Linked DNA regions of Homo sapiens: region 1 is linked to region 2. Evidence: chromatin contacts called from ENCODE Hi-C or POLR2A ChIA-PET data. All regions are on one chromosome and are shown on one strand. Each heading gives the region's core, a stretch centred on a gene start or an enhancer-like site at or near the end of the contact. The rest is flanking DNA. Distances are from core to core; before and after follow the strand shown.

Region 1 (7,115 bases), core at 3,035-5,534, 34 kb after region 2:
CCCTCTTCAAATACATTTTCTCTGTTGGTTTCATGCATCTCAGAGAAAGGAAAAAAGGGTTCATTTTAGTAAATAAGCCCTGGCTTTAAAAATGCTCTTACCATTTCACACTCCAGAAAATAAGGAGATGAACACACACACACACACACACACAAACTAATTAGAATTAACTAAATTTTATAATATATTAAGTAATAAAATTACAATGCAAAACCATTGCAGCGTCCTTTTGATTGCTCTGAACTCCACCCCTCCCTGTCAAACAATAGAAAGGGGAAAGTGCTTTAAACTCTCACTAGGGTGGGGCTGCTGCCTGCCGCCTGCTCTCCGAACTGTCTTGCAGCTGGAGAAGAGCAGCCAAAGCTCCTGCAGACTTCATGTTGGAACTTCACACATTCATTCCAACAAAGAACACAGCACGTAGCAGGAGAACATACTGCGCTTATTCTTCTTAGTATAAGGGCAGATAACCTCTCTATTTTTATCTTTACCTTCATTGAAACAAAAACAAGTAAATGGAAGAGCAGACGCCTCTTCATAAAGCTAGTCATTGTCCTATTCCTCTGTTCTATTCACTCTCAAACGATTCCATTGGGGACCCCTGAGCTGTGAAGAAGGACAGGGCCCTGCCTCCACTTTTTCATCTTTCTCCTTAACTCGGGGAAGTCTGGCTTTTACTTCCAACCGCTCAACTGACACTGTCTTTCAAAGTTTACCAATATCTAGGGTGGCCAAATGGGGATGCTTCTGAGGGTGAAAAAAAGATGCTACTAATAATTATCCTGGGACAACAGGCGTAAATGCAAACAGTCTCATCAAGAACCTCCCATCTGTATCCAAACCTCTCTTCCCAGCATCTTTCTGGAGCTTCCACAGCATTTAACACGGTCCCCATCCCTGCTTTTTGGAATCTTTGTTTCCACTAATCTTTAACACTTCAACTGTCCTTCTTTACTCGAAGGCCAGCTCAGAGCTTCTTTGCTGGTTCCTATCTCCTCCATTGATTGAAAAAGTTCCCAGATTGATTGCTTGGTTCTCCTGTTTGTCTCTAGATTTCTCCTCACAGACCTGCATTCTCATGACTTCAGCTCTCCCTGCATCATGACTCCCAAGTCATTTCAAAGTGAAATTATTGTCCAGGTCGGTGGCTTATGCCTGTAATCCCAGAACTTTGGGAGGCTGAGGCCAGCAGATCACTTGAGCTCAGGAGTTTGAGACCAGCCTGGGCAGCATAGCCAGAACTTGTCTCTGGTAAAACAAACAAACAAAGAAATAAACAAAAACGAAATTATTAGGAACTCTAAGACAGCAACAGCAGATTATTAAATCCCAAACCTGGGCCTCCTTCTGATCACAGAGCCCTGCACCTGGCCACATGCCCATGTAACCGACTCTGCCATTAGTTAAATGACTAAATAAGTATATAGTACATTCTTTCAAAAAGCAGTAAAAGGAAATAAGAAAATGGCATAAAAGAGAGAGAAAGTAGGCCAGACATAGTGGCTCACACCTGTAATCCCAGCACTTTGGGAGGCCAAGGCAGGCAGATCACGAGGTCAGGAGTTCGAGACCAGCCTGGCCAACATAGTGAAACCCCATCTCTACTAAAAACACACACAAAAAAATTAGCCAAGTGTGGTGGCACATGCCTATAGTCCCAGCTATTCTGGAGGCTGAGGTGGGAGGATCGCTTGAACCCAGGAGGCAAAGGTTGCAGTGAGCCGAGATCGCGCCATTGCACTCCAGCCTGGGTGACAGAGTGAGACTCTGTCTCAAAAACAATAAAAATAAAAATAAAAAAATAAAAAGGGAGAAAGAGAAAGGAGTAGGGTGAAGCAAAGGGGTTTCAGGGTCTGGGATTACAGAGGGGAGGGGTCTTGAAAGGAAGAGTCCTTGAAAAGACTGGTTGGTGGGAAAAGGCCTAAGGCAGGCGCTCAGGTAAAGGGTCTAATCTCAGAGAAGAGCCACACTTCTTCACGAAGGCTAGAGAATGGAGACAATGAGCATAGAAGCAGCATGGTGAGAGCTACGAGACTTCATCATGGATAGCAGAGGGATATCAGCAGAAGCATTTGTTGTTTTTTGTTTTTTTTTGTTTTTGTTTTCGTTTTTTGAGACCAACTCTCACTCTGTTGCCCAGGCTGGAGTGCAGTGGTGTGATCTCAGCTCACTGCATCCTCTGCCTCCTGGGTTCAAGCGATTCTCCTGCCTCAGCCTCCTGAGTAGCTGGAACTATAGGCACGCACCACCACGCCCGGCTAATTTTTGTATTTTTAGTAGAGATAGGGTTTCACCATGTTGGCAGGCTGTTATTGAACTCCCAACCTCAAATGGTCCTCCCACTTTGGCCTCCCAAAGTGCTAGAATTATAGGCGCGAGCCACCACGCCAGGCCTGAAGTATTTAAGACACAATGAGATGTTGCTTCGTCTCTTTATCTAATTACTGTGGTGCACAATAAAGTGAATCAGACCTGTCAGTGTCTCCAGAAAGCTTACAGTTCCAGAAGAGACAAAACACCAATATGAAATTTAGGACAAAATATGATGAGTGAGTTGGAAAACCTCATTTAGTTAAACTAAGCTTCCTAGAAATATCTTCCTGCTAAATATTTGTTAACTTGGCTTAATACAGAAGGAAAACACAAAATAATATAAATAGCATGGTAGAAATGACATGGTACATTGCATTAGGCATTATAAGTAATCTAGAGATGAATTAAAGTATATAGGAGGATGTGCAAAGCTTATATGCAAATACTACACCATTTTATACCAGGGACTTGAACATCTGTGGATTTTGGTATCTGCAGATGATCCTGGAGCCAATCCCCAATGAATACTGAGGGACAACTCTGTATACACACATACAAATACATGCACATGTGCATATATACACATTTATACATACACACACACGCATGCACACTCACACATATAGACATGCACATATCATTTGAGTCAAATCTACATGAACCTTACCTAGAGTTTTCTGTTTATTCACAGAACTGCCTAGAGGCAATAGAATACCAAGTTAGAAATCAAGTTGAAGCAACATTTACTCAGCCGCTATTTACTAGGGAGTGCTGTCTGCCAGGAATTGTTCCAGGGGCTTACGATGTTGTGATGAACACAAAATCTCCTGCAGCCACAGGACTTACATCCCACTGGGGAGGCAGAGAGTGAACATTACATATAAATATCTAACATAAAATCAGATCATGGTGTGCGCAATGAAAGAAGATAGAGGAGGTGGGGGTGTAGAGAGACAGTGCGTGTGTAGGAGTGGGCTCACACTATTTTAATCAGGGATCAGTGAAGGCTTCCTGAGATGGTGGCATTTATGTAGGAAAAGGAATGAAAAGAGGGGTGAGTCACGTGAAGAGTGGGGAGAAGAGCACTCCAGGATGAGGAAATCACAAGGGGAAAGGCCATGGGCAGGGTGTGCTTGGAAGCTCAAGGGATGGCAAGGAGCCCAGTGTGACCTGAGCAGTGAGATGAGAGGGTATTGGGAAATTAGGTCAGAGGGGTAGCTCTGGCCAGGACACTGTGACATTTGCAAGTGAAAGTAAAGATTCTGGACTTTAAGAGATACTTATCTCAGTTTTGAAAAATGAGAAGAGTCATCCCCCAGATAAGGAGGAAGAAAAATTCTAGGCTGAGGAAACAGCATGTGCTATGGTACGAAGGAGTGGCTGGCTTTGCGTCTTCCGTTGAGTTTCTGAGAGTTGATATCAGTGGAATCAAGGCTAAGAGGTGGTGAGCCTGTGCGTAGTTCGAGGCCAGGCTAAAATGTGCCCAATGCACAACTCACCATCAGACCAGCCCCGCTGGGTTCTCCTGGGTGGGAGGTGAGCCCAGTGTGCCAGCAGGTTGTGGGAGGAGAGGTCAGTTCAGAGACACACTATCATTGACAGAGAGAAGAGTTAGTCCAGACCCATGCTTTCTTCTGCAGCCATTATATTCTCTTTCCTGGGCTCAGAAGCAGAAGGCTCAGGAAGCTACTGCTCCTGAAGATGGGATCAATTACACGCAAAAGTGGACGCCTGTGCTCCTGGATTGGGAAGGTTGAAGGAAGAGAAGGAGGCTCATGAACAAATGGGCAGTTTGCACAAGGAAGTAGGGACAAAAGAGTGAAATCGCCACAAAGCGTGAAGCTCCTTGCCGTGAGCAAGGCTGGGACACATGGGACAGAGTCTCTGACAAATGCTCCCTTCTCTCTGAGAAGGGCCTGTTCCTGCAGGCCCAATTCAATCTTATCTCTGTTAAGTATCTGATCACTGCTTACCCATCAGCACACCGTGAAACAAAACAGGCCAGGCATCTCAGAGTGACCTCCTAAGCATGGAACAGGGAATTCTATGTTCTGAACTAATATGGCCCTTGGCAAAATTGTGCAACAGTTGAGGCTGCTGTTTACTAACTCCCACATCCACTTGCAGCCCAGGACTTTGCTTTGGTCCCAGCAAGGGTGTTAGCTGATGAGGCTGGATGTGTTACGCCATAACACAGCATGTTGGAAGGGGCCTTCATATAGAACGTTTGAAAGTTTCTGCTTCAGGGACCTTGTTTCTAAAGGGCTGAGGTGTGGCATGAGACAGGAAGAGATCTGCCTTACTCCTGAGAGAGGCGACTGGAACACTGCCTCTGTTCTCTTTATCTACAGAGAAAGAAAGTGATTTTGGAAGATTGGTCTGACTGAAAGAAGTTTCTGGAGTGATGAGAAAGGGGTGTGATTGGATAGTGCTTGCCTTACACTGTGAGAATTATGTGTTCCTTCATTCTTTGACCAAAATTTATTGAGTGCCTCCTATAGGCTGGGCATTGTTCAAGGTGCCATGGTTATAGCAGTAAACATATTTCTGTTGTTTCATATTTCAAATATTTTAAAGAGTAAGAACAGAATCAAAAGACGTTGGGAAAAATCCTTCCCCTCCCCTGGTGTACCTTAATAATGAGTCACCACAGAACATTCTACAGCAAGCTTGTCCAACCCCCAGCCTGCAGGCTGCATGCAGCCCAGGACAGCTTTGAATGTAGCCCAACAAATTCATAAACTTTCTTAAAACATTATGAAATTTTTTTTGCAAAATATTTTTTTTTAGCTCATCAGCTATCATTAGTGTTATATTTTATGTATGGCCTAAGACAATGCTTCCAGTGTGGCCCAGGGAAGCCAAAAGATTGGACACCCCTGATCTAGAGCAATAGAAGGGTCTGGTAGCTGGCTAGATTATTTGGGGAATTCAGGAGATGTCAATCATTTTTTTTAAAAAAAGCTTATGTTTAATGTTTTAAAAACTTATTTTTAATTTTTAATTTTTGTGGGTACATAGTAGGTGTATATATTTATGTGGTACACAGAATATTTTGATACAGGTATATAATGTGTAATGACCACATCAGGGTGTATGAGGTATCCATTACCCCACGCATTTATCCTTTCTTTGCATTATAAACAATCCAATTATACTCTTTTAGTTATTTTTAAATGTGCAATAAATTACTGTTGACTGTAGTCATCCTGTTGTGCTATCACATACTAGATCTTACTCATTCGATCTAACTATATTTTTGTACCCATTAACCATCCCTATTTCCACCACTGCCCCTCCATTCCCAGCCTCTGGTAACCAGCCTTCTACTCTATCTCTGTGAGTTCAATTGTTTTAATTTTTAGTTCCCACAAATAAGCAAGAACATGTGAAGTTTGTCTTTCTGTGCTTGGTTTATTCTTAACATAATGTCTTCCAGTTCCACCCATGTTGTTGCAAATGACTGGATCTCATTCTTTTTTATGGCTGATAAGTACTCCATTGTGTACAAGTACCACATTTTCTTTATCCATTCATCTGTTGATGGACACTTAGGTTGTTTCAAGTCTTAGCTATTGTGAATAGTGCTGCAACAAACATGGGAGTGCAGATATCTCTTGGACATAGTGATTTTCTTTCTTTTGAGTATATATCTAGCCATGGAGTTACTGGATTATCTGGTAGCTCTATTTTTAGATTTTTTTTTGAGGAACCTCCAAACTCTTCTCCATAGTGGTTGTACTAACTTACATTTCCACCAACAGTGCATGAAGGTGGCCTTTTTTCCACGTGTTCTCCAGCATTCATTATTGTCTGTCTTTTGAATAAAAGTCATTCTTACTGGGGTGAGCTAATATCTCATTGTAGTTTTCATTTGCATTGCTCTGATGACCAATGATGTTGAGCACCTTTTCATATGCCTGTTTGCCATTTGTATGTCTTCTTTTGAAAAATGTCTATTCAGATCTTTTTCCCATTTTTAAATTGGATTATTAGATTTTTTTTCCCTATTGAGTTGTTTGAGTTCATTATAAGACTGGTTATTAATCCCTGGTCAGATGGATAGTTTGCAAATATTTTCACCCATTCTGTGGGTTGTCTCTTCACTTTGTTGATTGTTTCCTTTGCTGTGCAGAAGGTTTTAAACTTGATGTGATCCCAATGGTCCATTTTTGCTTTGATTGCCTGTGCTTGTGGGGTATTACTCAAGAAATCTTTGCCCAGATTAATGTCCTGGAGAGTTTCCCCAATGTTTTCTTGTAGTAGTTTCATAGTTTGAGGTCTTAGGTTTAAGTCATTAATTCATTTTGATTTGATTTTTGTATGTAGTAAGAGATAGGGATCTAGTTTCATTCTTCTGCATATGGATATCCAGTTTTCCTAGCAGCATTTATTGAAGAGACTGTCCTTTGAGCAAACTGTGTTCCTGTGACTTTTGTCAAAAATGAGTTTACTCTAGGTGTATGGATTTGTTTCTGGGTTCTCCACTCTGTTTCATTGGTCTGTTGGTCTGTTTTTATGCCAGTACCATGCGTTTTGGTTACTATATCTCTGTACTATAATTTGAAGTCAGGTAATGTGAGTCCTCTAGCTTTGTTCTTTTTGCTCAGGATAGCTTTGGCTATTCTGGGTCTTTTGGGGTTCCATGTCAATTTTAGGATTTTTTTTCTATTTCTGTGAAGAATATCATTGGTATTTTGATAGGGATTGCATTGAATCTGTAGATTGCATTGGCTAGGATGGACATTTTAACGTTGATTTTTCCAGTTTTTTATGTCCTCTTCAATTTCTTGAATCAATGT
Region 2 (7,698 bases), core at 2,440-4,939:
TAAAAAACAAAACCAACAAGCAAAACCCCCACTATCAACTACCCAGAAATAATTGTCATAACATTTGGCAACATCATCCTAGTTCCTAGTGATCTCTCTATGTATGTACCCATATTCACACATAGACATAATTCTACAAAAATGGGACCTACTGTAAATGCTTTTTTTAAAAAACAAAAAGCATTAAATTTGTCTTTACTTGAACTAAACTGGAGAAAAGCTAGTGAAATTGGTAGAATTGCTCAATCTCAGATTAATAAGTTTCTTCACATCAAGCAATTTTATTTTCCTAGAAGATAACTCTAAAATTTCAAAAGATTTTTTTACTTAAAAAAAAAAAACCCAATCACCAAAATGCTTCAATTCAAGCAGTATCTATGGATCTGCCTGCACTGAAGGTAAGCAACATGGCACCATCTTTCTAACCTACCCCTACAACACCATATTTCTGTTAAGTGTATTATTATTTTTTCATTATCAAGATTCATAAATTTACTCTGTCCTGTAGCCATAATTCTCAGCTTTGCTTTTTCTTTAAGCCATTGAATGTGTTTAATGACCAACCTTCCACTTCCGGGTTTTTAATTTTTCACTTAACAATTGGCTTGCTGGGTTTTGTTGTTGGATGGCTTTTTCAAAAATAATTCATGAGCACTAAATTTCATGAATTGCTGCTTATTTTAAAGTTTGTTTCCTGCCTTTATGTTTCAAGCACAATTAGATGGACACAAAGTTACCCTTTCCTTTCCTCAGAACTTTGTAAGCAGAGCTCCATTGTCTTCTGGCATTGAATGCTGCTGCTGAGGTTTTGGAGGTCAGGCTCATCTGCACCTCCCTCACAGCCCTTACACTTAGAGGAGCTTTTCTTTTTCTACATGGATGTCCTTAAAGCTTTTAGTTTATTTCAAGATATGTGTAAGCATTAAATATTCTTTATCAGATTTTCCTGGGAAATTTTTTCTAGTGCTTTGTGTTCTCTTTTTGTTATTAAATCTTTAAGTACATTTTCTTTCACTATTTGCTTTTTAAAATTTAAGAATACCCATTATTTTTATATTAGATCGCCTTTGTCTAGATTCCATATTAGTAGTCATCTGTCTAGTAATTTTCATCTTTTTTCCATTTCATATTTTAATGTTTGCTCAAGGCTGTCTTTTATCAACTCAATGGTTTTTTGTCATACATATTTTACTTTTGATTACTTCTGTGGTCTTTAGCTATGAAAAGACTGATGAGCCTCCTGGACTGGCCTCTCAATACGGTGGATATTATCACCATGGGTTCATAGTTTTTGGCTTTGCTCATTTTTTTTCTTCCTTAGATCAGCCTCCTTGCTCCATTTCTTGAATGAGTCAACTCATCTCTTACCTCTTCAACAGTGGCAGAAAATTTGGATAGATGTTTGTAATCCATTACTGATTTCTTGGAAACTTAAGGAATGGGAGAAGTTGCAAGATAGTAGATGAACTGGGGAAGAGAATTCCAAGAAGGAACAGCATGTGACGGATACCTGGAGTAGAAAAAAAATAGTGGAGCTTTTGAGGCAATGAGAAAAGGATTATGTGGGTCAGGAAGCACAAGCTTGAAAGACAGCAGTGCTAGGTAAAGTGAGGGAGGCCAGATAATATAAAAGGCATTTTAGACTATGAAGTTTGGATTACATCCTTAGAGTACTGGGCTGGGGCAAGGTAGAGGAAGTGGTGGTTACTAAAGAACTTTAAACAAAAAAGGACAAACATTAATGTTTTTTAAAAAAATGATAGCTATGGTTGTAGGGTAGAATGAAGAATAGAAAGTAGAAGATCAGTCAAGAAACCCTTAACACCTACTCACAGATGGTGGTTGGTTAGCAAAGGTGTTAAAAACAGGAGGAAGAAACATAGAACTTTTTTAAATGTAGGAAACTGGATGTATTAAATATATGTTTGCATCCATACCAGTTTGACTTATAATAGAGAAAACATGAAAGGAATTCAAATGTTTATCAATAGGTGAATTTAAACAAATTATGATATTTCCATGCAATGGAATACTACTCAGTCACAAAAGGAATGAACTAATAATATACAAAACATAGATGAATCTGAAAATAATTATGGTAAGTGAAAGAAGAATGAAAAGAAGAGTTTATACTGTAAGATTCTATTTATATAAAATTCTAGAAAATACACACTAAGCTGTCATGATGGAAAGCATATCAGTGGCTAGTTTGGGGAGTAGGGAGAGGTGGGCCAGAGGGATTACAAAGGAGCATTAGGAAACTTTCGGGGATGATGGAGATGTTTATTATCTTGATTATGGTGGTAGTTTTGAATGTATACTTGTGTCAAAGCTTATCAAATAATGTACTACAATTATGTACAGTTTATTTCAGTTATACATGAATAAAGCTGTTTTACTATTAAAATGTAATTTTGAGGTAGTTTAATAGCATTTAGTGAAGAGAACGAGGGATAGGAAGACAAAAAAGATTATTATAAGGTTTCTGGAATGAGATAATTTCTGTGAAGATATTTAAAGCCCTGGCAATGGATGAGACCACCAAGAGTAGGAATGGAAGAAGGTCTAGGACTGAGTGTGGAGGACAGCTGATATTTACAGGCTGTGTGGAGAAGGAGCAGAGGTCTTACTTCTTTGTGGGGTGTGCCATTGTTGATTTATCTCTTATTGAGAGAGATCATGTTTATTGCTAATATTTTTCATTTCTGAGCTGCAACGAATAACCTTATACATTTTGGAAGTGTGTGTACATGTAATCTGTAAGATAAATTTTTAGATGTAGAATTTTCTGGATCAGAGGGTAGGAGTAGTTGTGATTTTGGTAAATAATGCTAAATTCCTCTTCATAGAAGTTGTACCTATTACATTCCCATCAGCAATATGAAAATGCCTCTTTCCCCACAACCTCATCAGCACAGAAGATTATCAAATTTTTGACCTTTCCTAATTTCACAAGTGAAAATTGGTAGCTCAGTATTATTTTAATTTGCATTCTTTAGCTATGAGTGAGATTAAACATGTTTTATTGGTTAAGAGTCATTGGGAGGATTGTTGTACCTTTAAAAAAATTGAGTTATTGATTTTTTTTAACACGTTATACATGCTTTCTTTATATAAGGAAAAGTAGCCCTTTGCTTCCAATATATCTTGCATATATATTTTCCCAGTTTGCTGTTTGTCTTTGAAATTTGTTTATGGTAGCTTCGGCCTTGTAGAAATGGTTGATTTTCGTATTGTCAAATTTATAAATCTTTTTGTTTATGGTTCTTGAGTTTTGTGTCATAGAGAGGTTTTTCCAACTCTCGAAGAATTCTCTCGAGATTTCTTAGAACTGATTTATAATTTCATTATTTACTCTGAAATCTTTGATTCAATTGTATATTTTCCTGGTGCAAGTGGGAGGGGTTAAGACAATTTTAGTTTTATTTTTAGATGGCTACCTGGTTTCCCAAAATCATTTATAAAATAACTGTCTTCTCACCATTGACTGGAAGATTTCACCTTTATCTTTGTTAAGTAAAAGAGAAGGCTTTATAAATGAGGGTTTTAGAATATATTTGAATGCTGACACTTAATCCCAGTGCAACACTGTTGGGAGTTGCGGCCTTTGGGGTATTTAGGTCATAAGGGCTCCACCTTCATGAATGGATTAATGTTGTTATAAAAGCCCTTTATGAAGGAGTTTGGTCCTCTGTCCCTTCTGTCTTCTGCCATGTGAGGACACAGTGTTTCTCTTCTTTGGATGACACAGTGTTCAAAATGCCATTGTGGAAGCCAAGAGCAGCCCTCACCAGATGCTGGTGCCTTGATCTTGGACTTCTCAGCCTTCAGAATGGTAAGAAATAGATTTCTGTTCTTTATAAGTTCTGTTCTTTATAGGTCTGTGCTATTATACTAGCACAAAATGGACTAAGACAATGAACATGTATGCAGATATGTTTAAATTTCATGGTGGAAAGAAAGATGACTTCTATTTTCCTGTTGTAGTAGAGGGTGTTGATGGATACAAGGCAGCAAAGTCCATTTCTGCTATAACAAAACACCATAGACTGATGGCGTAAACAATCAATATTTGTTGCTCACAGTTCAGAAGGCTGGAAGTGCAAGATCAAGCTGTCAGCAGATTTGGTGTCTGGTGAGAACCTGCTTCCTTGTTCATAGACAGCTGTCTGCTTCCTGTGTCTTCACCTGGCAGGAGGGTTAAGGGAACTCGCGGGAGCCTCTTTCATAAGGGCATGAATCTCATTCTTGAGGGCTCCACACTTACGACCTAATCACCCCCTAAAGTCCCCATCTCTTAATTCTATCACCCGGGGGGTCAGGATCTCAGCATTCAAATTTAAGTTGGGGGACACGAACATTCAGATCATGGCATAAACCAACCGTTCTAATTGCATTATTTTCTCTAGAAATGATCGGCTGCCTCTGTGTGGGCAAAGAAAAGGCCTATCTACCTTGGAAACAAAGCTTTGGAAAACTCATTGCTGGTCTAAAGAAACAGACAATTGAGGCCAGGCGCTGTGGCTCATGCCTATGCTCCCAGCACTTTGGGGAGCCGAGGTGAGAGGATCTCTTGAGCCCAGGAGTTCAAGACCAGCTTGGGTAACATAGTGAGACCCCACGTCTACCAAAAAAACATTAATAAATTAGCCAGGCATGGTGGCTTGTGTCTGTGGTCACAGCTACTCAGGAGGCTGAGGTGGGAGGACTGCTTGAGCCTGGGAGGTCGAGGATACTGTGAACCATGATCGCACCACTGTGCTCCACCCTAGTCAACAGAGCAAAGCCCCATTTAAAAAAAAAAAAGGAAAAAGAAAAGAAAAAGAAAAAATGAAATACACAATTGGACAGTAAAAGAGCCTCTAAAGGGGAAGCAAACAAGAGGTTAATAGGGCATTGATGACTAAGAACCCATTTTGCAATATTCTCTGGAGCTGGCCTTGCATTTAGAATGAATGTGAACCTGAAACTCTTCAGGATTCAGGGCAGGGGATGGCATATGATCTATTTGCCTACACTTTGCTTCAGCTGACAGCAGCCGGCAGGTCATGATCCCTGTTTTCTCCCATGATTTGTTGTCTCAGCTGCCAGATGACAGTGCTATTGGGCTGCTCCTAACTATGATCACTCCTTAGCCTGTCCTCGGGTAGCTCTTGCTTCCAGATTTTATTAACCCACACATCCCAGCTGGGTTTCTGGAAACCCCCACCCACCCACCCTGTGAACTGCTGACGTTGCTGATGACTGTGGGCAGTGAGAGCAGCAAGTGGGAAACAATCTTATGAAAGAGAGAAGAATGTGAGTCAGCTGGATAGATGGTATTATGTGAAAGAAAGAAGATGCATTGGGAAAGTAGGATAAGCCTCATTCTTTTAATAAATACTCATCAAAAGCTGATTACAGAATAGTACTGGATTATAAGATTGAAGTTCCTCCTAAGCCTTTCCCATAAAGATAGGAAGCATGATTTCATCTTTCATTTCATCTTTGAAGATATTGGTTACTGGTCTTCATATGAGCTAAGTGCTCATTAAATGGTTGCTGAATGGATTAATAAAGGAGGGACTATTTTAGTGTCTTTGCTTGTGCCATTCTCTCCCTGGAACACTTTCCCTTTTCTAATATAACTCCAGAAATTCCACTTTCGTCTGAAGGCTCCCCCCTCCTCCATGAAGCCTTATGTGACTAACTTCTGCCTAAAGTTAGCTTCCCCTTTCTAAAGTCTATGGTACAGATAGTTGAATCTATGTCAATAACACATTCTGTCCAATATTTTGCTTCCATATTCCTCTCTCCCACTGTGGATCTTTTTAATGCTGTGTAGATACAGAAATATACATTCTTACTCTCCAACAAGTGTGTGCATTTCCTAAATGCAGGGATGACATCTTTGACTTCTTTCCGAATGTCCATGGTTCCTGATAGCGTACTGGGCACAAAGTACTGCCCTCGAAGTACTTATTTATTTGACTACCTATTATCTCTATCTAAAGCAAATATTGTTAGAAAAAGGCTGAGGCTTATTGTTAACCCATACAGGACAGAGAATTGTAATGATCTTTCTTCCTAATCCTTAGCTTAATCCTCCTAATCCTGTAGCTTAAACCCTGAAAATGTTTGCATCCTTGATCTATAAGGAATGTTATAGCATGTGACTCTATTAAGTGTGGAAAATTGAAAGGCAAATTAAAATATTTTTATTTGGCAGCATCATGAAACTGTTGAGGTCTATAGACATAATCTTCATATGAATGCTAAACGTAGTACTTACTATCAATAGATGTTCAAGTCCAATGTTACTGAGCTGTGACTGTAGCAATTCGCTAATCTTCCTTTGAACATACACTATTTACTTTTTAAAGTCTTAGTTAAAAAATCAATTTTTTTCTCTCTAGTGAATTTTATGATGCTTTTGTTTTATATTATTCAACCTAAAACTTCTGAGATTTTTAAAAGGCTAACAGCAGGTTGTGAATGTTCAAATAGACAAAATTACAAAGTACACATTCATTACTGACTTAGCTCAGCTTCCTGAGATAATCAGAAGTTAAATTTCATCAGCTCTCTCTACCCGAAGGCTATGGCACTACCACAAAGATAAATTCTTTTTTTTTGAGATGGAGTCTCGCTCTGTCTCCCAGGCTGGAGTGCACTGGCGTGATCTCAGCTCACTGCAAGCTCCGCCTCCTGGGTTCACGCCATTCTCCTGCCTCAGCCTCCCCAGTAGCTGGGACTATTAGGTGTCTGCCACCACTCCCAGTTAATTTTTTGTATTTTTAGTAGAGATGGTGTTTCACCTTGTTAGCCAGGATGGTCTCGATCTCCTGACCTTGTGATCCGCCCGCCTCGGCCTCCCAAAGTGCTGGGATTATAGGCGTGAGCCACCGCGCCTGGCCCCACAAAGATAAATTCTTTGAATCAGAGAGAATGAATACTAATATTAGAGTTGAGACGGGTAAAAGGGCAACAGAAGGATTATGGGGTGCATAGAAGAGGAGGCTTTGACAATCTAGATACTTTCTCTCCCAAGCCCAAGTATGTATTATTTTGTATTGTTATTACCCCTTAGTCATAGACTGGAGACTTATGCCAGGATTTATTGACTCTTCAAGTCTCATTATCAATCTGCATTTAAGATTTAACAGCAAAGTTTGAGATTGAAAGATTACTTGTTCAGACACAAAATAACTTGATCTTCTTGTGGAAACTCAGCTTTAAATAAATAAATAAATAAAATAACAATAGATTTCAACAGTAAAGTCTTTGTTTGGCTGGGCGCAGTGGCTCACACCTGTAATGCCAGCACTTTGGGAGGCTGAGGTGGGCAGATAACCTGAGGTCAGGAGTTTGAGACCAGCCTGGCCAAGATAGTGAAACCCTTTCTCTACTAAAAATACAAAAATTAGCCAGATGTGGTGGTGTGCACCTGTAATCCCAGCTACTCAGGAGGCTGGGGCAGGAGAATCACTTGAGCCCAGGAGGCGGAGGTTGCAGTGAGCCGAGATTACACCACTGCAGTCCAGCCTGGGCCACAGAGTGAGACTCCATCTAAAAAAAAAAAAAAAAAAAAAAAAAAAAAGGCTGAGAAAATGGTAAACATGTAAGTCTTAATACATTGTTTTTATATAATGATTACAACAATAAGTCTATTCTGTACAGTTAGATATAAGGATATAACTAGACTTTTTCTTACAGTAG

Evidence for each region. Hi-C counts contacts between places; a loop is a spot of excess contacts on that map. ChIA-PET counts read pairs that join two places held with the same protein, here RNA polymerase II (POLR2A). Pooled maps may share reads with other maps.
Region 1: a map of GM12878 shows a loop between it and region 2 (2.5-fold over the local background). The contact joins the enhancer-like site here to the promoter of GCLC-AS1 in region 2. A Hi-C loop is called at or near these places in 6 of 168 maps with a recorded cell type or tissue (B cell, GM12878, adrenal gland and 3 more), 7 of 37 single-sample maps with no recorded cell type and 10 of 50 pooled maps. POLR2A ChIA-PET finds 5 or more read pairs at or near these places in 3 of 52 experiments (GM12878, MCF 10A and PC-9).

What each region holds. Positions count from the first base shown.
Region 1 is chr6:53,461,592-53,468,706 of GRCh38, forward strand. All of the region lies in intron 2 of GCLC-AS1 (GCLC antisense RNA 1), which reads left to right. Among named protein-coding and RNA genes, the nearest start is that of GCLC-AS1, 34 kb to the left of the region's middle. Within about 2 kb of position 4,285, at least 11 of the 41 ENCODE cell types and tissues checked have a DNase peak (open chromatin) inside an H3K27ac peak, as active enhancers do; they include PC-9 and adrenal gland, where a contact is called at or near this core.
Region 2 is chr6:53,427,805-53,435,502 of GRCh38, forward strand. It overlaps GCLC-AS1 (GCLC antisense RNA 1), which reads left to right and starts at 3,690. Exons shown (of 5, transcript NR_183318.1): 1 at 3,690-3,835.